4 separate regions of the Homo sapiens genome follow, and all the other regions are linked to region 2. A link is an interaction called in ENCODE POLR2A ChIA-PET data of the cell type or tissue named here. Cell type or tissue: Caco-2. All regions are shown on one strand. Each heading gives the region's core, and the rest is flanking DNA. Links, peaks and the distances in the headings are about the cores only.

Region 1 (7,677 bases), core at 1,333-6,332, 69 kb before region 2:
ATGGTTAATCTTTCTCTCCTTGCACCCATATCACCTTCACTACCACCTTTGTTGATTTTTAGATTCTTTTGCAGATGTGACCTTTCCTGACTTTCTTGTTAAATTCTGGAGATAGACTTGGCTTTGGAGTCTCACTGCCCCAATGTGCTGATTACAACCATGATGAGAACAAAGTCTGAGAATTCTGGTCATCAGCAACCCTTATTTTGTGAGGCCCTCCCTCCATCCTTCCCTCCCTCTCTAACTCCCTCCTCCCTCCCTTTTTTCTTCTTTCCTAATGCAACTTTGCCGTCAGTTTAACCATCCAGAAAATTGACAACATAATGTACAATTTAAACATAAACTTAAATATTTGCCCCAAAATTGTATCTCAAGACCTCTCTCTAAGTCATCACTTCAACCAGTATTCTTGTTAGACTATCCTATTACAGGTTCTTACTTTCAAGCAGGGCAGAGAGAATAGTCACATCTTCACCCAAGGACGGACTGCGAGGGGAAACATCAGGGTGAATGAAGACTGCTTGTTTTGCATTCTTTGGTCCAATCACTTCAGTTCATCAGGGAAATAAAACTGTCAGCACAACATCTCTGAGCACAGAGGATGATGGCACAGTATATGATTCAAAGGATTGCCCAAGGCTAAAGCCACTGTGTAAGCTTTAATTAACTAGGACAGTCAGGGGCAGGTGCTGTGGGAGGGAACACTATCGCTATTAATGTTAATTTTTTATGTGAGTATAGAGGAACTCCTAGATGGATTATTTCATAATTAATTTTCTTATAAGTTATGAATGTCCTAGATATCCCCTAAAGAAGGGTTAGAGAGATCAATTCATTTAATACAGCTAATTTTTATGGCTACCATTTTGGCTACCATTACCATTACCATTTTTATGGCTAATTATTATGGCTACCATTTTGCTTCACTTTTTTTGTATGTTTTTTCTGGAGCCTAAAATAGTTCTGTCTTTAAGATGGAAATGGTTAATGATTACTACTATGCTTTCTGGAATATTCTAAGTTACTTGTGTGCATTTTAGGGAATAGGTCAAAGTGAGATGAGGAAAAATGATGGCTTTGGAGTTCCTGATATAATCAAGTATTGCAGGAAATATACAGGTATTTTTCAACCAAATAAATGTTTGCTTTTTTATTTTAAGTTGAGATTATCCTGACAATTAATTTTATTGAGTCAAAATAGTTTGCCTTTTGCAAAATGTTTTATATATTTTAATATTTTATTATCTTAAACACTGAAGTTTTCTACCTATCTTTTGTTAACATTGATTTTTTTTGTTCTTTACCACACACTTAAATGGGAACAGGTAGGACTCAGCTATTTGTATTTGCCCCAAGGTTTAGAAACAAGGCTGATAAGACGGTGGTTGAGGTGGTTCAAATCAGTTAAACCAGATTTTCAGGTAGGGCAGAACTGTCAGGATTCATCAGAAACCTGAACTCAACCCTGGGGGTGGGTGGGGTAATGGGGAGGGATCAGTGGGGTAGAGAAGAAAATTTTTCTTAGAGAACATGCTTCCTTTTGAACACTGGTAGGTTTCTCAAACCACAGCATGCCTGAGATGTTTGTTGTGTGGGGGTCGAAAACTCATCAAAACAATTATCTGTACCAACCTGTAGCTCTTAGGCATATGGTGCTGGGGTCAATTGTTTGGCTGACTTCAAATGCTCCACCACTGACTAGCTGCAGAACCAGACCATGGTGGGCATATTCCACCCATCTGTGCCTTATATCCCTCATTTGCAGGATAAAGATAGTAAGAATATCTGCTCTCATAGAATATGGAGATTAAGTGATACAATGTATGTAATCCCAGCACCTAAGGAGGCTGAGGCGGGCGGATCACAAGGTCAGGAGTTCAAGACCAGCCTGGCCAACATGGTGAAACCCCATCTCTACTAAAAATACAAAAATTAGCTGGGTGTGGTGGTATGTGCCTGTCATCCCAGCTACTCGGGAGGCTGAGGCAGGAGAATTGCTTGAACCAGGACCTAGGAGGCAGAGGTTGCACTGTGAGCCGAGATCCAGCCACTGCACTCCAGCCTGGGCTACAGAGGGAGACTCTGTCTCAAAACAAAACAAAACAAAACAAATAATATGCAAATAGTAGATTGAACCGTAAGTATCTGACAGGTAAACACTTAGTGATATGGTTTGGCTCTGTGTCCCCACCCAAATCTCATCTTGAATTGTACTGTCATAATTCCCACATGTTGTCGGAGGGAGGTGGTAAGAGAGAATTTGAATCATGTGGGCAGTTTCCCCCATACTGTTCTCGTGGTAGTGAATAAGTTTTACGAGATCTGATGGTTTTATCTGGGGTTTCCTCTTTTGCATCTTTCTCATTTTCTCTTGCCACCCCTATGTAAGCAGTACCTTTTACCTCCCGCCATGATTCTGAGGCTTCCCTAGTCATGTGGAACTGTGAGTTCAGTTAAACCTCTTTTTCTTCCGAGTCCTGGTATTTCTTTATCAGCAGCGTGAAAACAGACTAATGCACTCAGTAAATGTTAACAATTATTGTTATTCCTTTTTCTTCCATCACTTCTTTCATAAATTAACAATAATCAAGCAACAAGTGTACATTGTCTTCCTCCCAGTTATAAGACATTGCTGGGTTCACAAATAAATAGACAAAGTCTCTCTACTATAGAAAGGTTCAAAACAATTGGTAAGATAAATCATAAATAAGTGATGATTTAGCAAATATAAGAGAAAATAAATTATCAGTTTCCAAATAAATATTGCAGAGCGTGTACATCAAAGAAATTCAGAAGGGGGAGAAGTAACTCTGGAATGATGTGATCTGGAAGTTTTTACAGAGGAGGAGCAATTTGGATAGGCACAAAAAGTGTAGGTGGGCCGGGCGCGGTGGCTCATGCCTGTAATCCCAGCACTTTGGGAGCCTGGGGTGGGTGGATCACCTAAGGCTGGGAGTTTGAGACCAGCCTGACCTATATGGTGAAACCCCGTCTCTACTAAAAGTACAAAATTAGCCAGGTGTGGTGGTGCACACCTGTAATCCCAGCTACTCGGGAGGCTGAAGCAGGAAAATCGCTTGAACTCAGGAGGCGGAGGTTGTAGTGAGCTGAGATTGCGCCACTGCACTCCAGCCTAGACAACAAGAGTGACGCTCCATCTCAAAAAAAAAAAGAAAAGAAAAAAAAGTGTAGGTGGAGGTAAAAACAGTGGGGAGGGAGAGCGAGGATTATAATGTCAGACAGGGAACGTGATGAGACTAAAAGCGTGGAGGCAAGAAAGTGCAGGGTGTGTTTGAGGAACAGGAAATCACTGTTGGTGGGAAAGTACTTCACTGGCGAGTGTTTAGTGAGGAAAAAGGGTGGTTAGAGTTATTTTAGGGGGAAATTTGTTGGCATATGGACATTTTTGTTAGAGCTATCTTACAAGTGAAGTTGAAAAAACATGACCGGTAACATTTTAGTCGTGGGTGAGAAAGAAAAATAGCTCAGAGCATTCTGAGGAATGTCAGATATGCAAAATTTATCAGGCCCAGAAAGATGCGAGCATGAGACTTCAGTCATTTGCCCCCCATCCCTGCACCCACGTTTAGGGACAATTGTTTAAAGGCACTTTATTCTTTCTTTCCTCCTGGTAGTTTCCAAACTAGCTGATAAATTATCTAAAATGTCACTGCAAGTTGCACCATGTGACTGTCACTACTGTCTTCATGTTTCTGGAATTTGTGATACAAAGAAAAATGTACAGGCAATCACTAATCAATGTTATTTTTGTAAACCAATGAGAATCCCTGTCAAGCAAGTTTGTAATAGCTACTTCCTGTCCCCTTTTTTTTGCCTATAAAAGCCTTCTTGTAACAAAGGCTCATATTTAAGGTTACTTGGGTCTGAGTCTTCCAGGCAGCTGTTCTTATCTTGGCTCTAGTAAACTCTTTTTTTTTTTTTTTTTTTTTTTTGAGATGGAGTCTCACTCTGTGGCTCAGGCTGGAGTGCAATGGCACCATCTCGGCTCACTGCAACCTCTGCTTCCTAAGCTCAAGTAATTCTCCTGCATCAGCCTCCAGAGTAGCTGGGATTATAGATGTGAGCCACCAACCTGGCTAATTTTTGCATTTTTAGTAGAGATGAGATTTCACCATGTTGGCTAGGCTGGTCTCAAACTCCTGGCCTCAAGTGATCCACCTGCCTCAGCCTCCCAAAATGTTGGGATTACAGGCATGAGCCACTGCACCTGGCTGAGCAAACTCCTTAAAATTATATTTTGTGCCCCAGTTTCTTCCCTTAGGTTGACAGGGGTACACATTTAATTCTTCTCTAGCATTGCATGGCCATTGTACTGGTTCATTTTATGTGTCAACTTGACTAGGTTAAAGGATGCCCAAGTAGCTGCTAAAACATTATTTCTGGGTATGTCTGTGAGGGTGTTTTTGGAAGAGATTAGCCTTTGAGTTGGTTGACTGAGTAAGGAAGACTGTGCTCACCAGTGTAGGTGAGTATGGTCTGATCCCATGAGGGCCCAGATAGAAACACAAAGATGGAGAAAAGGTGATTTGAAAAAAAGAAAACCCAAATTTTAGACAATATTAATTTAACAGAGTTTATTTGAGTAAAGGATAATTCATGAATCAGACATCACTTAAAACCAGAAGAGGTATAGAACGCTCTGCTACAGCAGGGTGGGCAGAGAGCTTTTGTAGGTGGACACACGAGTAAGACAAAGAAAATATACTTGATTGGTTAGAATGGAAAGACCTTGGTTAGAGGGCAGCTGCAGTTTCGATTGGTAAAGTCTCTATTTTCATTTTACTGTTTATGTTGGGCTTAGGTAGACACTAGAACTACCTCAGTCTAACCACCTCCCTGTTAAGAATTTTTCAGCAGGGTGAATTCACTCTTCTTGAGCTGGGACATCCATCTTCTCCTGCCCTTGGGCATTGGTGCTCTTGATTCCTGCACTTTCAGACTTGACCAGGATTTCCACCATTGGCCCACCCCCACATTCTCAGGTCTTCAGACTTGGACTGGGATTTAAACCGTTGGCATCTCTGGTTCTCAGGCCTTTGAGTTTATCCTGGAATGACACCTCCAGTTTTCCTGGGCATCCTGCTTGCAGAGGGCAGATCACAGGCCTTCTCAGCCTCCATAATCATGTGAGCCAATCCCTCATGCTCAATCTCTTTCTATATATCTATACATACCTTATTAGCTCTGTTTCTCTGAAGAACTCTGCCTGATACAGTCATAATATGTTCTTTAACATTGTATTAGTCCGTTTCCATGGTGCTGATAAAGACATACCTGAAATTGGGTAATTTGTAAAGGAAAAGAGGTTTAATGGACTCACAGTTCAACATGACTGGGGAGGCCTCACAATCATGGTGGTAGGTGAAAGGCACATTTTACATGGTGGCAGGCAAGAGATAATGAGAGAGAAGTGAAAGGGGAAGCCCCTTATAAAGCCATCTGATATCGTGAGACTTACTCACTATCACAAGAACAGTATGGGGGAAACTGCACCAATGATTCAGTTATCTCCCACCAGGTCCCTCCCACAACATGTGGGAATTATGGGAGCTATAATTCAAGATGAGATTTGGGTGGGGACACAGCCAAACCATATCAAACATGAATGTAATCAAAATAGTAGAAGGCCATGGGCATATGCCAAACTCTTCACAGGGAACCCCTTTATACCTTCTCTCCCAGCTTTTAAAACAGCACTTCAAGCCAAACAGCTATCATGCAGCATTTACCTGGTATCATGCAGTGTAAAACCTGCTTTTATAGACTGCTCATTCTTTGCACTGTCCATTTTAAGCCCATGAGACATACTCATTGACCTGGCAGAAGAAAATATTCAGCCTTGGATTGATAGATAAGTACTTATATTATATTAAATGTAATTATCTATTAAATCACATCTACTGTTGTCACAGTTTATCATTTTTTGGGGGTGTGATGATGCTGAAATATTATGGAACAACTAGAGTAATTTACATATTCTTTACTTTGGTCACATTTTTCATTGAAGCCATCAAAATACTTAAAAATAATTTTCACTCTTTAGTATCAAATTATCTCATGTAGATTGACTGTTTCAATAAAAGCATCTAAAGCAGCATTTGTAGCCCAAGTGTCAGAGTTGATGTTTTCCAAGATTAAAATGTTTTAATTGTAAAATACCCAAATAAGCTCAGGTCCAAGAAATATATTTTTGATGATAAGTGCTTCTTCTTTTAAGATTATTTTTTAGTGACCACAATCAAGAGTGATAATGAAAAACGAAAGAAGGGAAGAAGGAAAGGAAGGAAGAGAATAATCCAGGGAGAACAGATTTAGGTTGGTTGAATGTTCTGGATGTATATGGATTTTGTTTTCATTTTATTTCAATGTTATGTTGTAAAAAATTCAAAACATACTATGAATTTGAAAGAATTTTAAGTCAACACCCATATACCTACCACCTAAATTGTACCACTAACATTTTACTATACTTGCTTTATCACATATCTACTCATTTCTCTACCTTGGATGTATAAATGTTTTAATTCTATGCAATGAATGAATCAATTTTATACAGAGTTCCAGTTGGTTAGATCTATGCTGTTTTCCTGTTTCTGTAGTATCTACCATCACTTCCAAGCGAGACAAATGAGACAGATTAGAAGAATCAATTCAGTTTATCAAAAAATGCTTCTTGAGCATTTAATGATGTGCCCAACATGCTTCTGTGGAGCTGGGCAGGCTTAGAGGCTTAGCAACTGTCTGGGGAGTTTCCTAACTTGGCATTCTCATGGGCTGTACTCCCCCAAATTCTGAGTCAATAAATCTGACACGGGAACAACTTGAAATCTGTATTTTTTTAAAGGATATTTTTAAAAGACATCAAACACGATTTTGAGGCAAAAACAAAAAACAAAAAACCTGATAAGAACAACCGTCAGAGTGAAAGGATAATAGCAAAATCTTTGGTGATACTAGTGACTACCCTCAGTAAGACAGGGCAGCTACAGAACTTGAAAACTAATCTCTAATGACAGCAGGCAAATCAATGGTTGTCAAGTGGTGTGCTTAGAAGCCTTTCCTCTCAGCCAGGCCCACTCCTGGGAGCTAGAGATACAGAAATAGATAAAACCTGTCTTGCAAGTTAACAATAGGATTTAACAGGTGCTTGGATTTGGAAACCATTGACCTTGACACTGTCAAAGAACTGTATGTTACAGTCCTTTTTTTTGGTGGGGGGATGGTGGGAAGGGACAGGGTATTGCTCTCTGTTGCCTAGGCTGGAATGTAATGGCATGATCTCTGCTCACTGTAGCCAAAACCTCCTGGGTTCAAGTGATCCTCTTGCTTCAGTCTCCTGAGTAGCTAGGACTGCAGGTGAGTACCACCTGTAATTTGTATTTATTTTTAGTAGAGACAGGGTCTTGCTATGTTTCCCAGGCTGGTCTCAAACTCCTGGGCTCAAGTGATCTGCCTGCTTCAGCCTCCAAAAGTGTTTGGATTACAGGCATGAGCCACTGCATCCTTACAGTCTTGAGAGAAGGCAAGACATTTTGGAGGAAAAGTCAATCATCCAATATCTAACCAAGTACCCAATTCTGTGGTTTACACTGTAAGTGCTTGTATTAGTCGGTTTTCATGTTGCTGATAAAGACTTACCTGAGATTGGGCAATTTA
Region 2 (7,677 bases), core at 1,150-6,149:
CTTTTGTGACCCCAAACATGGTTGGTGGTAGGGCTTTATCTTGGTCACAGGCTCTAGAAGAATCTGCACTTGTCATTTACTATAAGCCCTTCACAACTGGACTCTTCTACTCAATGCTTATTCAAGATTTTTTTTCAGGTGCTGATCTTATTGAAATTTGTAGTATTAATATTTTAGAACTGTATATAATGTATTTACCTTCCAAAATTTCCTTCAATGCCTGACAGCTTTCTATCTACTGACCCAATTGTGATGACAAACCAATGCTGGCTTTGGTAGTCAAATTCCTGACCACATGCTAATGGTTGACTCATTCAGTTTTTTGCCTGCAGATTTAGTCTCAACGAAATGAGCCACACTTTTTTTCTTACAAAGCAGCATTACCTTCTGGGGAGAATGAAATGTGGTTTTTCTTTGACAGATAAGTGGGAAAACCATCTGTGCATTTCCCGTCTGAATCAAGCTTAAGCCCCTCCCCTAGTCATCCAGGGCTGCATTAACCATGGACTACCGGTGCCCCAGCAAGGGGAGGCTGTGGATGTGGATAACTCCACACAGCTGTGCCTGGAGGCTGACGGACTATGGCAGATATTTCTCCACTTTATTCAGGGACCAGAATATGTTCACTTTGCTTGGAGGAACTGATTAATTAAGTGATGGACTGGAGAACAAAGAGGTAGCGGTTGATTATATTCATTAGAGGAAATAGAAAATTAACTCCTTAATTAAGGTATTATATTGTCATACTTCAATATCACATATTCTGCACTTCCTTAAAAGAGTTCAGTGTATTTCTTTTGCATGCCTGGTAATAACCTCAGGAAGCAGGACTGACTGAATATCATGATGTCTATTTAGCATTTAAAGGAACTGAAAAGTGGAAATGTACACGTCTCTTTCCCCCCTACTCTAAAGTTTAATTCAAATGCAATTGCAACCAACATTTCACTAGGAAGGTGGCTTGTACATTTGAATAGACAAATGGATATTTGGCACTTCTGTCCATTTTTCAACAAACTGTTGTCAAGTACAATTTTGGTAGCTTGAGGGTTGCAGAAGGTGCAACAGGTGGCTGCACCTCAGCTCTTCCTTCTCTAAAGGAAGAAATGCAAGACTGGGAAGATTGTTCTCTAACTGTGGCAGGTAAACACGGTCTGCTCCCAAAGTGAGTTGAGACCACTGGGGAATGGACTCTGTGCCCATGATTATAGAATTGAGATTACCAGTTGGGAAATTAGAGGCAACTTTCAGGTTTGTATAGCATATAGTTTGCTGAATCCAATTCCTATCTATCCTATATATTAGGATTTTCATTTTTAGAGCAAAAATTTGAGTTCGTCCCTCAAAATGCCTATTTCCTCTCTTTTTGGAGTTAATGTATTTTTAAGGAAGTGCTGCCAGCTCCAATTTCTACAACTGTCAATTCCTTATCTGCTATTTGGAAATCACTGCAGAGCCTGGATCATCGGAGGCAGTTTTGGGGCCATCTCCCATTCCCAGAATGGCATCAAACCTTAAATTGGAAGGTATCGAAGGAGGCGAAGAAACTATTTCCAGCAGTGAAGTGAACTAGGATTAAACAACTCCCCAACAAAACAAAAACTGAAAAAATGAGAACTGGGACCTAAATACCTCAAGGTGGTGAAATTGTCACTTATCAGAGCAGAACCAAACAAGACAGCCTTCAGCTAGAGCCAGCCTGAGAGCTGAAAGACCAGAAGTGAAGGGAAGGAAGCTTGGAGAAGGGGAGCAGAAACAGAATAAAATAAGTCAAAATAAAATAAAAGCAGCCTAGCCTAGTGGAAAGGTACAAGTGTGGTGGCTGATTGGCTGCAGATGGAGACTGTAATTTTCTTAGGCTATCAGTGACTAGCAGGCAGTGACAGGGAAGAGGGGGTGTCAGGTCTGAGGAGAAGAAAACCGGAACTATTTTGCTGTGTAGAAAGTCACCATGCTACACGTCATGGCCCACGAAGGGCTGATTATATTACAGAAATATTATATTATATAATATTATATACAATATATAATATATAATATATAAATATTATATAATATATAAATATTATATAAAGAAATATTATATAAAGAAATATTATATAAAGAAATAGTGGCTCAGAATTATGATCTTCAGCTATCAAGAAAACTTTGAATCATGTTTGTGTATTTTACTAAGGAAGGAAAATAAGTTTATAATATATGACGTGTTTCATTTGAAAGTGAGAGTTTGAGTTAAACGGTTAAATTCAGCGATCTGGAAAAGTGTTACGTAGAGTCACGTATCCCTTGAAATATTGGGAAATTGATGTGGAAGTTATGCTGCGCCTCACCCTTGAGATGAAAAGATTGAAAATTAGATTTCACAGAACAAAAATCATTGCTGGGGGCAGTTTGTGAGACAACAATGTTGAAGAATAAAAGGAGTAAAAATAAAGATGAACACACACACACACAGATACACATACACACAATCACACGCTGACAGAGACATACGCCAACTCACATATACACTCACACTCATACACACAAACATACACTCTCATATTCACACATACACTCACTCACTCACACACGATCAATGCCCTCCGGATTCACTTTATTCTTTTCCCTCCCTTGCCTTTTTCTAGAAAGAGCTGTATTTGCTGTTTCAGGATTGCTAATGTGAAATTTACCCAGGTGGAAGGACCAGGAGGAGAGAAGTGTTTGCTGAATGAAAATTTGTAGCAGAATGTGGGCTATTCTCTCCCTTCTGTGTCGTCAAGTGACTTCTTTCTCCCCCACTCCCCATTTCAAGTTGGCCTTAGGCACACATTTCTAGGGCTTTCTGTGCTCATGTATTATTGACAGGTAATCCCTTTCTCCATTCCCACGGGGCGCCGAATGAGTCCTGCGGTGAGCTAGCACTTTAGCAAGGGGAAGTTGGGAGTAAGAGTCTGTTATTTCATCATCCCAGCAAGCAGAACAACTAACTGCCTCCCTACCTGTTTGTGTATTAACTAAATGGACACCAACAAAATGTCATTAGGACGGGAAGTCCGGGATCTTGCAGTTTCAAGCCATTGCATCTCTAGCCCCTTCAGAAGAGAGATTGCTGGGCCCCAGGAGATGGTTTTGAAGGAGGAGGGTCGGTTGAAAAAGATCAAGGCCACTGCAGTGGGGCTGGGTGGAGATCACCTCAGTGATCCCTGGAATGCATTATTTGTCTTTTCACTTTCAAAATACAGGGTTCTAAGGCACATGTCTGTGAGGAAAGAAAAATAGAGCGTTCTGAGCTACATGAGGTATGAGAAATTTATCAGGCCCAGAGAGACAGAAGTATGGAACTCCAATCATTCCCTCCCCACCCTGCACCCCTGCCTGGGGGTAATGTTTTAAAGGCATTTTGTTCCAGATTAACTGCCTAACACATTATCTTCTTGTTGCTGGAATTTGCAATACAAAGAACACCTTATGTTATTTTAACATAATTTATTGGTAAACAACTCAGGAACTGCTTTCTTCTTTTTCCTTTAAAAATCCACTTGAATACTCTCCAGGGCGGCAATCCTCAAGCTTGGCCCGAATCAACTCTCTACTTATGTTAATTTTGGCTCAGCTTCTTCCTTTTAGTTGACAGCTGAGATGCCCAGAACATTGAAGGGACAGGTAAACATTTCGACAGTGAACAGATAAGAATTAGAATGTCTTGAGTTTAGAGAGAGCTTTGTGTTTGCTCTCTGACATTTGTTTACTGTGTGTGAGGCTTTTACAAGTGAATCCCAGGGTGGGATAATAATAGCCGTGGGGCACCAGCTGCCGGCTAGGCTTTGGGTGCCGAAGAATTTGTGGACATTTTACAGGCTAATAGATTTTTTTTTTTTTAAACTGCAGGAGTTCTGTGGGAATTCCTCTGCAAATTTTAAAATAAGTTGTAGGAGTAGGAAAGTGAGACTTTCTCTTTCTCTCTCTCTCTATTTTTCCAAAGAGCGAAAATGAGCCAAATTTAGAGCTAGTTTTGAAAGCATTTTCTCACTTTGCCTTAGGAACGAAGAGTGAGGAAAATCAAGTGTCATCAGCACCAGCTCTTTGAATGCGGGTGAGAGGAAACACAAAGCCCCGGCTTATTTCAATTGAGCAAGACAATGCAAGAGATTTAGAGATTTTAGGTCGTAAAGGACCCGTGAGCTCCTTTGTTCCAAAGTTTGTCCTATTGCCATTGAGGCATCTGTTTTCCAGTAACTATAACCCCTGTTTCCTGAATCAGGGCTGCCCGCTCGGGTGGGTCACAGAGAGAAAGCATCGTGGGCCAAAATGTGGGTGTTGGGAGCCATATGGTGGGTTAAGAGGAAGATGAGGAGGAAGAGGTTAAATTGGGCTCAGGGATCAGAGCAGGCAGAGGGGTTTCCAGGAAAGTTAAGACGCAGGGCAGAAATACCATTCAAAGAGTCAACATTGTAACCCTGGAGGTGGGGACAGATTCTTCCAAGGTTATCTCAGGACTAATCTCTCATTCCACTTTCAGACTTACAACTAGGAAAAATGTGTTCTTTTCCCTTTGAGCTAACGTGGGCTATCAGCTTAGCATACCTGCCCTCGTTTCATCCTTTCTTGCAGGTCCACTCCAGGACCTGCCAGGATTGCTGTGAAAGACTCAAAATAGGACCCTCTGAGCCAGTTTTCCAATTCTCTTTCCCAGAATTCTGGGGTGTGCCTGGAGGGAGAGAGGGAAGCTGAATCTTCTCCATCCTGCCTTTCAGGTTTCCTGTCTCAGGATTCCTGGTAACATTTCCTTTGGGAAAAAGAAGGGAGTTCTGTCAATTAACAAAACATTTGAAAAATCACTCATCCACTCTCTTCTCATTTTACAAATGAGGAAACTGAGATCAAAATAGGTTAATAGACTGACCCAGGATTCTGCCATTAATGGCACAGATTGAGTTACAGCTCAATTTTTCAACCACCAGGGCACTGGTGATGATTTTAAAGAACTAAGATAAGGAGAAGAAGACTAAGTGTTAAATGCACTAGCTGCATTTCTATTTTAAACTACTGTAATATAGTAATTCTAAAAGGCCTCTTTTGCTGGTTTGCTTCTTTTATGAAAGCAGAATCAAACTCAGATTTCTTGCTTTAAATAATTCAGTTGATGACTGAAATTTAACCAAGTGGTGAGTTTCCTCACATTTTTCAGAACAGCCCTTAAGAAACAAAAATAATTATGTTTGTTGACTTAAAAAATTTATAGGAATACTTACTTTTTCCCACTTTCTCCCTTTTTCCCAACTTGAAAGCTTAACCTCATTTGATCATCTTCCATTCAACTTTCAAACACTGTCCATACTGTTGTGTAGTAACCATGCAGTGTTCTTCTTCAGTAGGGGATAAAATGCAACCACTATCTAGGGGTGAATAAAAATATCTAACGGTATTAGCAAACCAGTATAAAGTGTACAGTAGAAAAAATTTAAACTTGGAATTATGTCCTCTTTTCCAGTTTCTCTGGTGTTAATATTTTCTGGAAAACATCCTCAAGGCTTGTCCTAGCTACCATCTTCCTGACATTGTCCCAGGTGTTGCAGTTACTAATGTGAGCAAGACATCCTCCTGGCCTTAGCGAGTGTACCCAGGAGTTATATAAAGGATATTCTGGGAGCCGGAAGAAGGAGCGAATAAAGCAGACTGCACAGATGGAACATGGAAAGGCTTTTAACAGAAATGAATACTTTCAGACTAGGTTTGAAGGACTGAGTAGGAGTAAACTAAAAGAGAAAAAGCAGGACAAAAGAAGCACCACTTTGGAAGCTCAAAGCCGCACTGGAAACACAGTCTTTCAGGATGTCTGAAAGGGGCAAGTCTGTTTGTGTGGGGTAAGAAATGCGGGGAGACAAACGGACAGTGGACAGATTGCAGAGAGCTCTGTGTGCTGAGAGGAGGGTGCAGACCAGATTTTTAAATTGAGAATGCAACAGTGAAGGATTTCAAGCTTGGAGTGAGAGGGGAGACTACGAGCCTGCAGTGATAAGGCAAAGCTGAAGATTTCAGAGCCAAGGCCACACCCTACAGTTGCCATGGAATGGGGTGGCACAGTGGGCTTTGGAGGTAAAGTCTGCAGTTGAGAAGTTCAAGGGTAGTAAGTACTTAATGCCAGGTCAATCATCCCTTTTAAGACACAGATATCATCTGCAGCGTTTTCAGGAACAGCGATAGAGAAGAAAAGCGGGCAGCTACTAGATATTCAAATCTTCCACAAATGTCAGGGAGAGAGTCAGGCAGTTGGTAGAAGAGACCTGTAAAGCTGGGTACCATAAGCCTCAACACAGGTGTTTTTATTTCAAGGCTGGGGAGCTGTGCTTTGGAAAAGCAATGAGGAGGTAACAGGAAGTCTCTTCTCCTTCTAAATCCTGTGTTCATGGAGGAGGGTGGGTTTTCTCCTCTTGAGAGGGAGTTACATACAAGTTTAAGGGAAAAGAGTCTGAAGTTTCCACCTAAATGATTCTGAAAGAATCAGGTAAGTAGTTGCTTAGAAATATTGCTAAATGTTGCATAAAGAGATACAGCTCTTCTATGGAGTAACAGATCCCGGCTACTCAATAGCTTTTTGCATTTTTTCCTGGGCTATGGAGATATTTGCAGCTTTCCATTACGTGTTAATATCTCTCATCTTACCACTGAAAGTTTATTTCTATCAATTTGCCTTCAAGTGAACTGCAGTTTCATATTTGTGATTTTATTTTTACCAAAATGAAATGGCTTATTTTTATCAAAAAATACTATTGAAAAAAATACTATTTTACCAAGAATATTATTGTGTGCTAGATGCTGGAGGCATAAAAGGGAACAAGTTAGGAACTGTTGCTTTTCATGGACAGTTGGTGTGGAGTTTTAGTAAGACTTTTGAACACTTAAATTTATATCTTTCTTTTAAGAACCAATAAAAAAAGAGCAACTCTTTATAACAGCATTATATTACATCATCTTCAAAGATCAATGTGTGTACAACATTTAAATAAATCAATATCTAGGTGTGATCATTAATCCTTAATCATGATGAACCATTGCTTAATCTAACCTGTGTTTACTTTTATTTCTGTTATAATTTGTTGACATTTTAGAAGTATAGTTCTTGTTCTCCAAGAAATATGGCACTCAAAGTCCCTGAAATTACTTGCCAAGTCATTGGGCTTTTGTCTCATGTATTTCTTAGGTCTTTGAAACAACTAGAGATTTATCTTTACCCATCTTCTGGTTTTATCTTTTTGAGTCTTTTTTTTTCTTACAATGGTCTGTAGTCAATTTAGGCAAATCTCTGTGTGAGTATTATGTGTGAGTATTATATATCTCTATGCCTCTTGGCAGAGGTGAATAACTTTTCCTTTTTATAAGAGGAATATAATTTTCCTCATTCCCAGTAGACATTAAGCTTATTAGCTACTTAACATTTTGGTAATTTGCATTCATTTTCTCTATAGCAACAAAACATCTGAATTGGAAGGAGAAAAAATTAGTTTACACCCAAAATTACTTTTATAAAAGGTTATATATTTCCTCTAACAATTATTTAAAAAGCAAACACTGAAAAATAGTGTAATAAGTCGCAAAAATAAAACTAAAAATGGCTTTAATCACAGGTGTAGTCAAACCCCAGTGATCGTTACAAAACCTGTTAAGACTCATATGACTAAAATTGTGATTACTACA
Region 3 (7,677 bases), core at 2,530-7,529, 95 kb before region 2:
CTCATAGTCCTTTGTGAAGTTCCTAGCTCCAAAAAACACAGAAGAGTCCCATAGTCATCCTGGTTACTAATAACTTCCTTTTATCCCCTTTGATGTATACCTCAAGAACCCCAAATTTAGCCTTGGGTAGCCCCAAATTCTCAGGCTAAGATTGTTTTGGGATCCTTTAACAGCTTTGAGTGGACGTTGTGGCATGAGCTTTATGCCAATCTAGTCTAACTGTACAGACTGGGGGAGGGTGGAGGAACTCAAAATAACCTTTCCTAGATGTCAACCCCAGGCTACCCTGATGGCTGTCCCCACCTTGAGTCACTGCGTGGCACTTGCGTGTGCCATCCCAGGAGGCCCTTGCTCACTGCTGTCACACTTTCTTGACTTGTCCTTGGATCCTTCTCAGCTTTGGGTCATCACTTCTTCACCAGCCTTGCAACTCTGGGTATTTCAAATGATTCACTATAGGCCTGAGGCAAATTTGCCATGCTCTTAGCTGAGCAGCCAGTTGTCACCTTGAGTCACAGGCTTGAGGTCACCATTGGTACTGCCACTTAAAAACTGAGATCTATGCTTCTGCTCCGGCCCCATGTTTTCTGCATAGACTTGTGTACACTTGCTGTTCTCTGCTGCATCTCAAAACCCTGAATTTTTTGTCTGTAGTGGGGCTGAGAAGTCTTGTTTTCTTATCATTACCCTATGGTACCTACCTGGAGTAAACTGCTGCATGTAGAACTTCTGTGTGGAGGGCCTCTCATTCTGAGACAGAGTCCAGACTTGCAGAGAGCTGCTCCAAAAGCAATACTGAGTGATTTTCACAGCCTTGTAGCTTGGCTGGGGGGAGGGTGGAGCAGAAGAGCTGCTGCCAATTCCAGTTCAGCTTACGGGAGGCAATCCTCCTGTTCTCCCCTGGGAATCTTGGGTGGATACTGTGCAGGCTGTTATGCATCACACTTATTTTACCCTTAACAGTATAGCCTGGAGATCGTGCCGTATGAGGGCATGTCAAACTGTCTCATATTTTTAGAGACTACGTATTATGATTTATTTAGCAATTTCCTTATTGAGAAATGCCCAAACTTTTGATCACAGACACTGTTACATCAAATGTGCCTGCACACAGGCTATTTCACCCATGTGCCAATAAATCTTTCTCAGAAACTTTCAGTTGACACAAATTAGTAAAATGAAGAAAGAAAGATGCTGTACTACTCGTAACAGAAAGGCCATGGGACCAGGAATCAGAAGACCTGGGTTCAAGTCTCAGCTCTACTAATTTGTGAGATTTGGACTAAACAACTTGTCTGAAGCTCAATTTCCTCATAAGTAAAATGGAAATAAAATCCCTTGCTTTGCTTTACTTATGAGGGTTTTATAACCGTTAGATCTCCAAACACCCCCCCTCGCTCCCTCCTCTCCTCTTTCGCTTCCTTCCTTCCTCCTTTCTTTCTCACCCAGTGTTCTTTCTACTCTTCCAAAACTTTAGGAAAATTCAATTTTTCGTCTTCCAGAACCTACTCAGTAGCATACTCCGAAGGAGCTCTGCTCCCTTTTTGGTGTCTCTGGTGTGGGATGGGCCCACGTGCTATCACTGTAGCTCTTATCCGTTTTCAGTAGGCCCAGAGGGACTAGACTGCCTTGAGATGGGTCTAATATGCTCGCCTGAGAATGGTTGAAGGGGTGAGTTGGTGTCTGAAAACATTTCAGCAGGCAACATTCTTTGCTCCAGAAATTCTAGCAGATCCTCTTGCACTTGAAAGAAATGTGATTATTTTTATTTCAAGGGCAATCGTTGGAACTCTAATGAGCAATTTTCATACCACTGAAAAACTAATATAGGACATAATGACTCTGAGTTTGCATGTCATGGGGACAGGACTTGGGAAAAACTTTCAGTGTTTCTAAATTGGGGTGGCCCAAATCTCCCTGGTCCTCTCCATTTCACTTACACTGGTGGGAGAGAGTGACTTCAACTAAGGATTCGAAAGGAATGAAGCCCTCTTTGTGCAAAACTGTCAGTCGGGAGATCATTACGTTTCTTTTTTCTTTTTTGAGACAGAGTATTGCTTGGTCACCCAGGCTGGAGTGCAGTGCAATCTTGGCTCACTGCAACCTTTGCCTCCCAGGTTCAAGCAATTCTCCTGCCTCAGCCTCCAGAGTAGCTGGGACTACAGGTGCGCACCACCGCACCCGGCTAATTTTTATATTTTTAGTAAAGATGGGGTTTTACCATGTTGGCCAGGCTGGTTTCAAACTCCTGACCTCAAGTGTTCTGCCTCCCTTGGCCTCCCAAAGTGCTGGGATTACAGGCGTGAGCCAGCACTCCCAGCCTGGTAATTACTTTTCACAGGACAGCCCTCATCCTGCTTTATTTATTTCATGATTAACCCCTTATAGATTTGACTTAACAATGACAGAGCAGTTTTAGAAATTATTATGGAACTAGGTGCTTTGCTAGCCAGTACAGTTATATAAATGGATAAGATGCACTGTAGTTCCCCTTAATCAGCAGAGGATATGTTCCAAGACCCCCAGTGGGTGCCTGAAACTAGGGATATTACCAAACTCTATGTATACTATGTTTTTGCAATCTGATAACCGAGCTGGCTAAGTGAGGAACTGGTGGGTAGCATAGACAGCTTGAAAACATAGGACAAGGGGATGAGTCATGTCCCTGGTGGGACAGAGTGGAACGGCGTGAGATTTTACACTACACAGAACGGTGTGCATGAAAATTCCAGCATAAAGACAGAAACATAACTGGAATTTCATGCACACTGTTCTGAGTGTAATTTTGTTCCACTGTGTGGAAGTTTGTTTCACACACACCATTCTCAGTGGAATTATTATTTATGTCTGGAATTTTCCATGTAATATTTTTGGATTGTTGTTGACTGTGAGTAACAGCAGAAAGTAAAAATATGGGTAAGGGGGTACTATTGTAGTTTCTTTCCAGAAACAATTTATTGTTCAGTGGAGAAGAAAGACAGACAGACAGATAATTTGTTGTTGTTTTTTCCCCAGAACAAATCCACTCAATATTCACAATAAAGCATTAAAATACTCTCGGTAGTCTGGGCAATACTGGTAACTACTTGTTCCTAGAGTTTTCAAGTTCTAGAAAGGAGAATATATCAAACCTTGCTGCTTAGCAGCTAACATGAATTGTGCAAATAATCATTTCCATATTCATTCAGCATCAGAATATGAATTACCAGGCACCAGAGATACAAATCCTTGCCCTTAAACACCTTCTAATGGCAAGGTGGAAATTGTAGCATCACAGACTCGTGTGAAAGACTGCATGCTTGTCTGTATGGTAGAGTGTCCTGCGTCAGGATCAACAAGGCTGCAAGGTTGGGAAATATTTTTCTTGTAAAGAAATGTTGCTTATAATGGTATTTGTTTTGCTTAAAGTTTGACCTAAGCCGTGACGATAACTCAGTTGGGTCACTCAGCTTTGAGATAACAAAGATCTCTGTGTTTATCTTTTACCATTCGGGAAAATTTTCTAAAAGGTTTCATCTGTCTGGAAAAGGATACATTGAGAAGGTAGAGCTATACACTGAGTAAAAACAGAGCTTGAAAGTTTTTGACAGGTGGAGAGCCCTAATTATACATACATGAATAAGGATCTTGTTTATTATAAAGAGGAATGTTTTGTTTGTTTAAGGAAGACAACATGTCTTTCTTAAAACTGCCACTTCAGTGAGAGTATCAGATTGGCATTTGGTAGGAACAAGAAGTAGCAGAGTTAATTCGGTTGTCACAATTCTCTCTCACCAACATAATTAATATTGTAATAAATGAAAAACCCTTTCGTGGAATTTTTAAAAAAGGCATAATTAATGTTAGAAAGCTAACAACATCAACCTTAGTTGTGACTAAGTAGCGACTTATACAACTCATAACCATTTTGACTGAATTGACAAGGATAACATAAATAAATACAAGCTAAATCTTGCAACTTTTGTTGAAGTACATAGGTTCAGGAAAAATAACCTCCATATAATGAGGAAGTAGAATGATGCCTGGGGTTTGTGCTCTTTGAAGTCACAAAAGAAGTCACAGCAAGATTAGGAATATCTCAAGATCTCCTAAACTCCAGCTCAGTGCATCCCCCATATTCACATACTTCGTATGATCGCCAAGTGATTATTTGAGCAGCTATTTGGCTCTAGATAGAAATGGAATTTTTATTGTCACAATTCATTTAAATGGTGTTGACTTTGGGTGGCGAACAAGCTGGGATCAGACCAGCTTGATAGTGTGCTTCAGGCAATGATGTCAGCAGTTGCGTGTTAAACAAATAAATTAGAGATTCCTTTAATGCCAAGTTACACAATCAGAAAGACAACAATCTGTTTCCATTTGCTTTTTACAACGTTTGTGTAACTTCAGGGCAAAACTTAGAGCAAGTCCACTGGCAAACCCGGGAGGCGGGGGCTAGTGATTATTTTCTAACATGGCAGATAAATGCGACAAACGCTCCGACCGTAAGTCCCTGAGCCTGGCAGTGGAATGCTCCCCACCCACAGGCCATACTCCTGGTGCGCCTGACTTCTCAGCTGTTCAGGGCTGTTTCCTGGGCAGGCTGCAGTCTGCCCTGGCCTGTTTCTGGAGTGCTGAGCAAGCATGCCTGCAGGCCCCATTACAGCACACAGCCAACTGGCCCAGGTAGGGCTGCCTCACTCCCCAGCAAGGGGGCCCAGCTGGAGCTCGAGGAGATGCTGGTCCCCAGGAAGATGTCCATCAGCCCCCTGGAGAGCTGGCTTACAGCCTGCTGCCTCCTGCCCAGACTGGATGCCCAGACCCCAGGGACTGCGGCTCCAGCCCAATTCTATGAGTGTCTCCCTAGCCAGATGGGGGAAGGGGCCAAGCAGGAGGATGAGAAGGCCTGGGATACAACTCAGATGCAGAGCAAAAACGTGCTGAAGACCCGCCGGCAGAAGATGAACCACCACAAGCACCGGAAGCTGTGAGGCCGCTGTTCCTGCGGCGGGCGCCTGAAACGGAAGCCGATCAAGCTCAAGAGAGACCCGAGGAGTATCTGGGTGAAGGCGGGTCTGAAGGAAACCCCTGGAGGCTGGCAGACCCCCAAGATCTACCTGAGGGGCAGATGAGTCTGGTACCTCCCTTCCCGCCCCGTTGCTGCTGGTGATCCATGGTAATAAGTGCTCAGAGGACTCAGCTGTTAAAATAAATAAATAAATAAAAATAAAAAAATAAAAAAAAAAAAGAGAGAGAAATGCTGAGAAAAACTTCCAGCCTATTTCTTCAACCTCCAGGAAGTGTGTGAGGTGAACAGTTGGTTGTAGGGCGAAGGCTGTAAGAATCTTCATTCAAGGGACCAGTCCGCACTGACACCTGCCTCCAGATTGCAACAATTCTCTATGAAGTGTGCATTCAGCTGTATGCTATTTAGCGCTGTGTTAATTATTATTGTTGGTAATAACAACTATCGTCTATTGAGGGGCTTTTTTTTTTAACTTTTATTTTAGGTTTGGGGGTACAAGTGATGTTCCACAGGTAAACAAGTGTCACAGGATTTGTTGTACAGATTATTTCATCACCCAGGTATTAAGCCCAGTACCCAATAGTTACCTTTTCTGCTCCTCTCGCTCCTCCCACCCTTCACACTCAAGTAGACCCCAATATCTGTCGTTTCCTTCTTTGTGTTCATGAGTTCTTATCATTTAGCTCCCACTTATAAGTGAGAACATGTGGTATTTGGTTTCCTGTTCCTCCATTAGTTTGCTAAGGATAATGGCCTCCAGCTCCATCCATGTTTCCACAAAAGACATGATCTCATTCCTTTTAATGGCTGCATAGTATTCCATGGTGTATATGTACCACATTTTCTTTATCCAGTCTATCACTGATGGGCATTTAGGTTGATTCCATGTCTTTGCTATTGTGAATAGTGCTGCAATGAACATTCGCGTGCATGTGTCTTTATAGCAGAATTATTTATATTCCTCTGGGTATATGCCCAGTAATGGGATTCCTGGGTCGAATGACAGTTCTGCTTTTAGCTCTTTGAGGAATCACCATACTGCTTATGTGCCAGGCACTCATTTAGGGGCTTAAATATATTTGATTCTTCACCACTGTGGGGTCATCTAAAACATCTTTTAAAATTTCAAATATGACTTATAAACAGATCCAGAAATGGATTAAGGAGGGGGAGTAAAAAGAATAAACTTGAAAACAAGTACTCAGATAAATACCTGTACATGACTTTTCATAGAAGCATTATTCACAATAGCCAAAAGGTGAAAACAGCCTAATGTTCATCAATGGATGAATTAATAAGCAAACTTTGGTATATCTATGCAACTGAATATTATTTAGCAGTAAAGAAAAGAAGTACTGATACATGCTACAACATGGGTGAACTTGGAAAACATCATTCTGAGTGAAAAAAATGCAACACGAAAGGTCTCATATTGCATGCTTTTCTTTATTACCAGTGGGTACCTGGTTTTCTTTTGGGGCAATGAAAATATTTTAGAACTAGAGAGAGGGGGTAGTTGAACAACACTGCAAATGTACCAAATGCCACTGAATTGCACACTTTAAAATTAATTGTATGTTATATGAATTTTACCTCAATAATAATAACAGGCTGGGTGTGGTGGCTCACACTTGTAATCCCAGCACTTTAGGAGGCCGAGGCCAGTGAGTCATGAGGTCAGGAGTTAGAGAACAGCTTGGCCAACATAGTGAAACTTTTAGTCTCTACTAAAAATACAAAAAAATTAGCTGGGCATAGTGGCGGGCGCCTGTAATCCCAGGTACTCGAAAGGCTGAGGCAGGAGAATCGCTTGAACCCAGGAGGCGGAGGTCACAGTGAGCCGAGATCTTGCCGCTGCACTCCAGCCCGGATGACAGAGTGAGATTCCATCTCAAACAAACAAACAAACAAACAGAAAACAAAACAAGAAGAAAGAATAAACCTAGAATAAAAGTCTCTCTCTCTCTCTCTCTCTCCCTCTCCCTCCCTCCCCCTCTGTCTCTCTTTCTTTCTTTCTTTCTCTCTTTCTTTCTCTTTCTTTCTTTCTTTTCTTTTCTTTCTTTCCTTTTTTCTTTCTTTCTCTCTTTCTTTTCTTGACAGGGTCTCACTCTGTCCCCCAGGCTAGAGTGTAGTGGTGCAATCTTGGCTCACTGTAGCCTCAGCTTTCTGGGCTCAAGTGATCCTCCTACATCAGCCTCCTTAGTAGTTGGCACTACAGGCTAATTTTTATTTGTTTGTTTTGTAGAGACAGAGTTTTGCCATGTTGCCCAGGCTGGTCTGAAACTCCTGGGCTCAAGTGATCCTCCCACTTTGGCCTCCAAAATGCTGGGATTACAGACATGAGCCACTGCACCTGGCCTAGAAATTTTATTATTTTTATTCACTGCTATGCCTTAAACAATGCCCTACACAGGGCAGGTGTGCAGTACATATTTGGTGAATAAATGTATGGATGAACATCAGTATTGAGTCTTAGTTTTCTTCAACATCAGGCATCATGGGTACTATATTAGCCAGGGTTCTCCAATGAAACAGAACATATAAATATAAAGAGATTTATTATAAGGTATTGGCTCATGTGACTATAGGGGCTGAGAAGACCTAAGGTCTACTGTCTGCAAGCTGGAGACCGAGGAAATCCAGAGGTGTAGTTCAAAGGCCTCAGGACC
Region 4 (7,677 bases), core at 846-5,845, 88 kb before region 2:
ATTCTATACTTTACTTGTTATGCACATTTGTTTGGCAAAGGACACGAACTCTATGAATTTAAATGAATAGAAAATCCTCCTAGGTCAGGTCAGTTAATTCTTCCTCCACCCTGATCATGTGACAGGTCAAAAGAAGAAGAAAGCTGAGAAAATCTCTTCTAAACATGAAATTCTGTTGCTTAGTATAATTTTGTGAAATGTGGGCGAGAGTGAATCCTAAGATATATCCCAAGCTTTTTGAGGAAACGATTCTTATTTAGGAAAGTGATGAGTATGTGAAATTTGACTTACTCTTGTAAATTTTTTTTGAGATGGAGTCTCGCTCTGTCACCCAGGTGGGAGTGCAGTGGCATGATCTCGGCTCACTGCAACCTCTATCTCCTGGGTTCAAGTGACTCTCCTGCCTCAGCCTCCTGAATAGCTGGGATTAAAGGCATGTGCCACCATGCCCAGCTAATTTTTGTATTTTTAGTAGAGATGAAGTTTCACCATGTTGCCCATGCTGGTCTCGAACTCCTGACCGCAAATGATACGCGCACCTCGGCCTTCCAAAGTGCTGGGATTATAGGCGTGAGCCACTTCGCCTAGCCTGATGCAAACTTTTGAAGAAACTAAATACTGTATTCAAAAAAAATTATAAAGGCTACTAGGATCGTAAGTGCATCGTTAAGCCTACACATCAGTGAAAGTGTATCCAGAATTGGTGGGTTCTTGGTCTCACTGACTTCAAGAATGAAGCCGCGGACACTCGCGGTGAGTGTTACAGCTCTTAAGGCAGCACTTCTGGAGTTGTTCGTTCCTCCTGGTGCGCTCGTGGTCTCGCTGGCTTTAGGAGAAAAGCTGTAGATCTTCGTGGTGAGTGTTACAGCTCATAAAAGCAGTGTGGACCCAAAGAGTGAGCAGTAACAAGATTTACTGCAAAGAGTGAAAGAACAAAGTTACCATAGCGTGGAAGGGGACCCGAGCGGGTTGCCACTGCTGGCTCAGGCAGCCTGCTTTTATTCTCTTATCTGGCCCCACCCACATCCTGCTGATTGGTAGAGCCCAATGGCCTGTTTTGATAGGGCGCTGATTGGTGCCTTTACAATCCCTGAGCTAGATACAAAGGTTCTCCACGTCCCCATCAGATTAGTTAGATACAGAGTATGGACACACAGGTTCTCCAAGGCCCCACCAGAGCAGCTAGATACAGAGTGTCGATTGGTGTATTTACAATCCCTGAGCTAGACATAAAGGTTCTCCAAAGCCCCGCCAAACTCAGGAGCCCAGCTGGCTTCACCCAGTGGATCCTGCACCGGGGCTGCAGGTGGAGCTGCCTGCCAGTCCCGCGCCATGCGCTCACACTCCTCAGCCCTTGGGTGGTCGATGGGACTGGGCGCCGTGGAGCAGGGGGTGGCGCTCGTCGGGGAGGCTCGGGCTGCACAGGAGCCCACGGAGGCGGGGGAAGGCTCAGGCATGGCGGGCTGCAGTCCTGAGGCCTGCCCCGCGGGAAGGCAGCTAAGGCCCGGCGAGAAATCGAGCACAGTGCCTGTGGGCCGGCACTGCTGGGGGACCCAGTACACCCTCCGCAGCCACTGGCCCGGGTGCCAAGTCCCTCACTGCCTGGGGCCGGCAGGGCCGGCCGGCTGCTCCGAGTGCGGGGCCCGCCAAGCCCACGCCCACCCGGAACTCCAGCTGGCCCACAAGCGCTGCACGCAGCCCCGGTTCCCGCTCGCGCCTCTCCCTCCACACCTCCCTGCAAGCTGAGGGAGCCGGTTCTGGCCTTGGCCAGCCCAGAAAGGGGCTCCCATAGTGCAGCGGTGGGCTGAAGGGCTCCTCGAGTGCCACCAAAGTGGGAGTCCAGGCAGAGGAGGCGCTAAGAGAGAGCAAGGGCTGTGAGGACTGCTAGCACGCTGTCACCTCTCAAAAGGTCTAATTGCAATGATTTCTCCAATTGGAGTTCTAAAGAATATTTGTTTCTAAAGATGAGTAAGGCATTTGCAAACTCTACATGAACACAAACACAGAATTGAAGTCCAAGCAAGAACTCTGCTCCTCTTTGCCTGGGGTGTTTGAAATGAAACAACAGCAACATCTTACTAACAAAGATCAAGGTTCAACTGGCTTCTTAAAGAAGCTGGTGGCGTTCAAGACACTTGACGTGTTTGCTGAAGTCTTTGGAATGCGATGGTAGGATTTGGCAGGTCTGTTTATTTGCAGTGTTAGTATAGAAGCCAAAAAGGGAGCTACAATAGAGTAAAGCAAAACACGATAATCTTGCAAAGAAAAAATCAAATGGAGCAGCACTATGAAGACTCTTATGAAAGGCAGAATAAAAATCTATTTAATGATTTTCCCTGTGAGCACTGTGAAAAAGAAATAACCTTGCCAAAGTAAAATAATTTAAATTCAATTCAACAAACATTTATTGAGTATATACTGCAGGACACATACTATTTTTCAGTGAAAACAAAAATGGGGTTGACTTTTTAAAAAAGTGTAAAAGTTACCATATAAACGTGACCAATATATGAGTAATTTCTCCCTTTTAGTTTTTTCTCCTTTTGGGGAATATTTCTGCCTTATTCTCATAGAGAATGTAATTTTCCTCCCACTTTCTGTATTCTTTTGAAATGTGCATGATTATTTTTCTCCATACTTACTTTTTCTTGTGTTGTTTAATAATATTTAAAATTATATGTATTCTTTATATATAAAAATATGATTTACGATTATATACATATATATCTATATTCTTCTTTTCCCTCTCTCCTTGGTAATAATATTTACTCCCTACTTCCTCCCATCCCTACCTAGAGGAACTGTGGGTGAATATTGGATAGTATTCTTCACTTGGATCAAATAAGCAGAATGAGAGTGAGAACTGGGTTATAATCTTTGTAACTATTATTCTGTTGTGCAAATTAAATTCTCTAGGCCTCATTTTTTTTTCTATAAAATTTACAGGGTGTAAAATGTGAAAAAGTAACCTTCTAGATTCATTACTGGAACTCTTGGTTGAGTTTGTAATTCAGAGATGTCAGGAAGAATGATGGCATATGACACAGATGGCTGATTGGTGGTAATCTATTAAGCTGGCCCTATATTAGCATATATGGAATGTTTATTCAGTTGCTGGGTGGACATGCAAGATATAGCTGCTGAGGCTGGGCCGGGTGGTTTGTGCCTGTAATCTCAGCACTCTGGAAGGCCGAGGTGGGCGGATCACCTGAGGTCAGGAATTTGACCAGCCTGGCCAACATGGCGAAACCTGGTCTCTACTAAAAATACAAAAATTAGCTGGGAGTGGTGGCACGCGCCTATATTTCCGCTACTTGGGAGGCTGAGGCACGAGAATCTCTTGAACCTGGGAGGAGGAGGTTGCAGTGAGCTGAGATCGCCAGGGTACTCCAGCCTGGGCAACAGAGCAACAGAGACTGATATGGTTTGGCTCTGTGTCCCCAACCAAATCTCATCTTGTAGCTCCCCTGTGTCATGGGAGGGACCTGGTGGGAGATGATTGAATCATGGGGGTGGGTCTTTCCCATGCTGCTCTTGTGATAGTGAATGGGTCTCACATGATCTGATGGTTTTAAAAATCAGAGTTTCAGCTGGTCACGGTGGCTCAGGCCTGTAATCCCAGCACTTTGGGAGGCCTAGGCAGGTGGATCACCTGAGGTCAGGAGTTCAAGACCAGGCTCTAACATGGTGAAACCCTGTTTGTACTAAAAATACAAAAAATTAGCCGGGCATGGTGGCACACGCCTGTAATCCCAGTTACTTGGGAGGCTGATACAGGAGAATTGCTTGAACCTGGGAGGTGGTTACAGTGAGCCGAGATCATACCATTGCACTCCAACTTGGGCAACAACAGCAAAACTCCATCTCAAAAACAAAGAAAACAAAACAACAGACCTCCTTCTTTCCTTCTTTTGTAAATTGCCCAGTCTTGGGTATGTCTTTTTTTTTTTTTTTTGAGACAGAGTCTGGCTCTGTCGCCAGGCTGGAGTGCAGTGGTGCCATCTTGGCTCACTGCAACCTCCACCTCCTGGGTTCAAGCAATTCTCCTGCCTCAGCCTCCCGAGTAGCTGGGACTATAGGTGCCTGCCACCACACCCAGCTAATTTTTGTATTTTTAGTAGAAAGGGGGTTTCACCACATTGGCCAGGATGGTTTCGATCTCTTGACCTTGTGATCTGCCTGCCTTGGCCTCCCAAAGTGCTGGGATTACAGGCGTGAGCCACCGTGGCCGACTCTCAGGTATGTCTTTATCAGCAGGGCAAAAAGGGACTAACACAGAGATCCTGCCTCCAAAAAAAAAAAGATATAACTGCTAAATTGTGAAAGGGATCTTGAATTAATAATAAGTCTGAGATAGCGTAAGATAAAATATTTAACTGGAAAGTATTTTTATATCTTATCAAGTAATAAAGCATTAAGGATGCCTGCCTGCTAGGTTGAATATTCCCCAACAATCAACTGATGAATTGGATTAATCCAGAAGACTCCAGCACATCTATTGGGAGATGGTCAGAGAGGTTGCCTGCTACTAGCAATTGAATTGGAGATCAAATTACACTTGTTAGACAGGATTAGTATTCTGTGTTCTATCATCGATGTGACTTCTGAAACGAAACTGTCGCAAACAACATTGAAAGATACTAGAATAGTAGAGAGTGTCACCTGGATGACACCAAACACAAATCAAGACCACTTAGAATATAAGAAACTGGAAGAAAAAAAAAAAGAAAACCCGAAACGAAAACCCCCAAACATAACATCCTTAATTGAGGTCATGTTTGTTCTAATCATGCTCATTTGAGAAGCTTGTAAATGAAAAGACAAGAGACTTCCTACTAAACAGCTGTTGTGGTTGAATTAAGGAGATAAGTGGTGACAAGCAACACTCAATTGCCATATGAGAGCAATACACAGATTGGGGTAAAACAGCCAGAATTAGGGTGGTTCCTTAGGAAGGGTGTCAGATTACCTCTGAGTAAAACCAATTCCCAGGTGAATTTTAAATCTGTTTATGTGGAAAACCTGGTTACTTAAGTAGTCTGTACCTACCAGCACTAGCTCTTTTAGTAGATGAAGTATCTTCAACTAAAGAATTATTTTACTCATTATTTACCTAAATAAGTCTTACCCAGATGGAGGAAAAATTAATTTACTTCACCTAGAATTTTACTACTCTGAGATTGATGATGGGTGCCCCATCTAAAGATCCATTTAGCTAAATGCTCATGTGTGTCTGTGCAAAAGACACTATAAATAGGGGTTTTCATATTTCTGTGTCAAAGAGAATCAACTATGAAGGAAGAGTTATTTATTTATGTTTATACAAGGCAAGCTGTTTTTAATGAAGTCTCTCTTGGGGATCATGAAACAGCTCTACGTGGCCCAAACAAATGATTATTGCTGACTCATCCTGGCCAACGTGGGCCCTTTTTTTTTTTTTCTCTCTCTCTGTCGTCCAGGCTGGAGTGCAGTGGCACAATCTTGGCTCACTGCAACCTCCACCTCCTGAGTTTAAGTGATTTTCCTGCCTCAGCCTCCTGAGTCGCTGGACTACAGGTATGCGCCACCATACCCGACTAATTTTTGTATTTTCAGTAGAGCCGGCATTTCACCATGTTGGCCAGGCTCGTCTTGAACTCCTGGCCTCAAGCGATCCACCCACCTTGGCCTCCCAAAGTGCTGAAATTACAGGCATGAGTCACCACGCCTGGCCATGGGCACTTCTTTCCTCCCTTCTCCGTCTTGTTACTTTGTCTCTAAACCATAGTTCTCCATTTGTGTTCTTGGTAGCATGAGTATCACCTGGGAACTTGTAAGAAATGCATATGGTTAGGCTCATCCCAGACCTGTGGGATCAGGAACGCTGGGGCAGAGCCCAAGGATTTGTGTTTGCTCTCATCAATGTACATGACTGATGCATGCTCAAGTCTGAGAATCAATGCTCTAAATCAGGGGTCTGCAATCTACGGCTTATGGGCAAAGTCAGCTTCTTGACTGATATGGTACAGCTGGTGAGCAAGAAATGATTTTTATATTTTTAAACGTTAAAAAAGGGGGAATAGTATTTCATGAGAGATGAAAATTATATAAAATTTAAGTTTTAGTGTTTGTCCATAAATACAGTTTGATTGGAACATAGTTCCACCTATTCACTTATAGCTTTGCACTACAACAGCAAACTGGGGTCATTGCAACAGAGACCATATGGCCCAAAGGCCTAAAATACTTATTATCTGCCCCTTTACAGAAAGAGTTTGCTGACCCCGCTTGAAATCCTTTGTTCCTTCATCCTCCTCCTCTGTCTCCATGCCCACCCCCCCACACTCATTCCCATCTGAGGCCAGGACTCAGTCTGTGTCATTCGTTGTCACTGATAGTCTCCCATCTTCTTGGAACTCAGGGTCAAAGAGATTGTTGACCTTCACTTTAGCATCGTGTGCAGGGAAGCAAAGAAGCCTCGATTTTCATATGCAAACTGGATTTACTGGTGTCTGTCCAGAGGGAACATTACCCCGTGTAGCTTGCATTCACATTTTTGCTTCAGGGTTGAGGGCATGTATTTTCTTAGCATTTGATTATGGATCTGTTTTTAGAGGAACATGCTGTGGGGCAAAGGCCGGCCTGTTACTGTTTGTTCTGTCTAGAATGCTTTGGCATGCACACGGTAGATTATTGCAAATTGTTGAAATGAATATTTGTGGTTTAGGAACTCGTTAGTTGTCATTCTAGATGAGGTTATGTGTCTGTCAACTTCGGGTTCTCACTTCCTGAAAAAGATCCTCTCCTAATGTTTCATGAATTAAAGGCTCATACACACACTGCAAACTGAAGCAAGAAGTATGAACGCAATTGTACTGCCTGTGGCAAGACAAGATGCTTCTGCCCTGCAACCATCAGCTTCTTTCTGGGACAGTATGCTTATTTGCTTAATGCTAGCATAACCACCACTGAAACTGTGATCTGTGTTAAAATTAATCTTTTAAATCACTTAATAATGTGCTGCAGGAGCGGCCAATTGTACATGGACTACTTAAGTGAACTACTTTTAACATGAAGAGGAATATTTCATTTTGATTTTAATTTCACATTAATTTAGTTATGTGAGTGTCTGACAATGACACAATTTCACTTATTTTTCCCTGGGGAGATGTCAATGAATTCTCAATTTCCTTCCAAGGAGCCAGTCTTAGAATATTTGTGTGGTCTGTTTCATTGCTTTCCTTTTCCGTTCTAATAGGGCCAGCTGGGCTTTGACTCAGTGTAGCCGAGTGGGGGTGGAGGAGGGGGAACTGAATGTGTGTGTTTGTGTGTGTGCACGAACGTGTGTCTTATAAGGAGGGAAGGACTGGCTTGAGTTCCGGATTCAGCAATAAAGGGTGTAGAAGAAACAGCACTATGGAAATTTCAAATGGCAACAAATACAAGTGGAGGTCTACAGTTCAACAAAAATCACGGTTGATTATTAGTAAAAATTTTGTTTTAGACAAAATTTTCTCTCTACAGAGAGCAACTTTCTGAATGTGCACAGTGAGAGGCAGGAAACTGTTTTACTTCCTTGTTGCCTGGGACGAGAAGAAGAAGGCAGTGTCAGGTGAAGAGATGATGGGAAGGCGTGAGTAGTTTGGGAGGAGAAAAGATGGCAATACTGTGAAAAAGGCCTTTGTTGTGTTTATACCA

Evidence for each region. Peaks named below come from ENCODE experiments on the same cell type or tissue, not always from the same donor. Only the 100,000 strongest peaks of a DNase experiment are listed, where the experiment ranks them.
Region 1: POLR2A ChIA-PET joins it to region 2 with 7 read pairs; 2 of 35 experiments call an interaction of 5 or more read pairs at or near these places.
Region 3: POLR2A ChIA-PET joins it to region 2 with 8 read pairs; 4 of 35 experiments call an interaction of 5 or more read pairs at or near these places.
Region 4: POLR2A ChIA-PET joins it to region 2 with 6 read pairs; 4 of 35 experiments call an interaction of 5 or more read pairs at or near these places.

What each region holds. Positions count from the first base shown.
Region 1 is chr5:17,329,134-17,336,810 of GRCh38, forward strand. No RefSeq gene overlaps it. Among named protein-coding and RNA genes, the nearest start is that of LINC02111, 54 kb to the right of the region's middle. In Caco-2, for the core only: no CTCF peak of the experiment used is centred there; a DNase peak (open chromatin) is centred at 1,468.
Region 2 is chr5:17,398,243-17,405,919 of GRCh38, forward strand. LINC02217 (long intergenic non-protein coding RNA 2217) reads left to right here and starts at 5,777. Exons shown (of 2, transcript NR_134275.1): 1 at 5,777-5,846. RefSeq lists enhancers at 2,544-3,189, 3,190-3,835. In Caco-2, for the core only: no CTCF peak of the experiment used is centred there; DNase peaks (open chromatin) are centred at 2,897, 3,779 and 4,419; H3K4me3 peaks cover 433 bases.
Region 3 is chr5:17,301,851-17,309,527 of GRCh38, forward strand. It overlaps the pseudogene LOC646012. Among named protein-coding and RNA genes, the nearest start is that of LINC02111, 82 kb to the right of the region's middle. RefSeq lists an enhancer at 705-1,271. In Caco-2, for the core only: no CTCF peak of the experiment used is centred there; DNase peaks (open chromatin) are centred at 3,351 and 4,421; H3K4me3 peaks cover 285 bases.
Region 4 is chr5:17,310,432-17,318,108 of GRCh38, forward strand. No RefSeq gene overlaps it. Among named protein-coding and RNA genes, the nearest start is that of LINC02111, 73 kb to the right of the region's middle. RefSeq lists an enhancer at 989-1,630. In Caco-2, for the core only: no CTCF peak of the experiment used is centred there; DNase peaks (open chromatin) are centred at 2,118 and 3,180.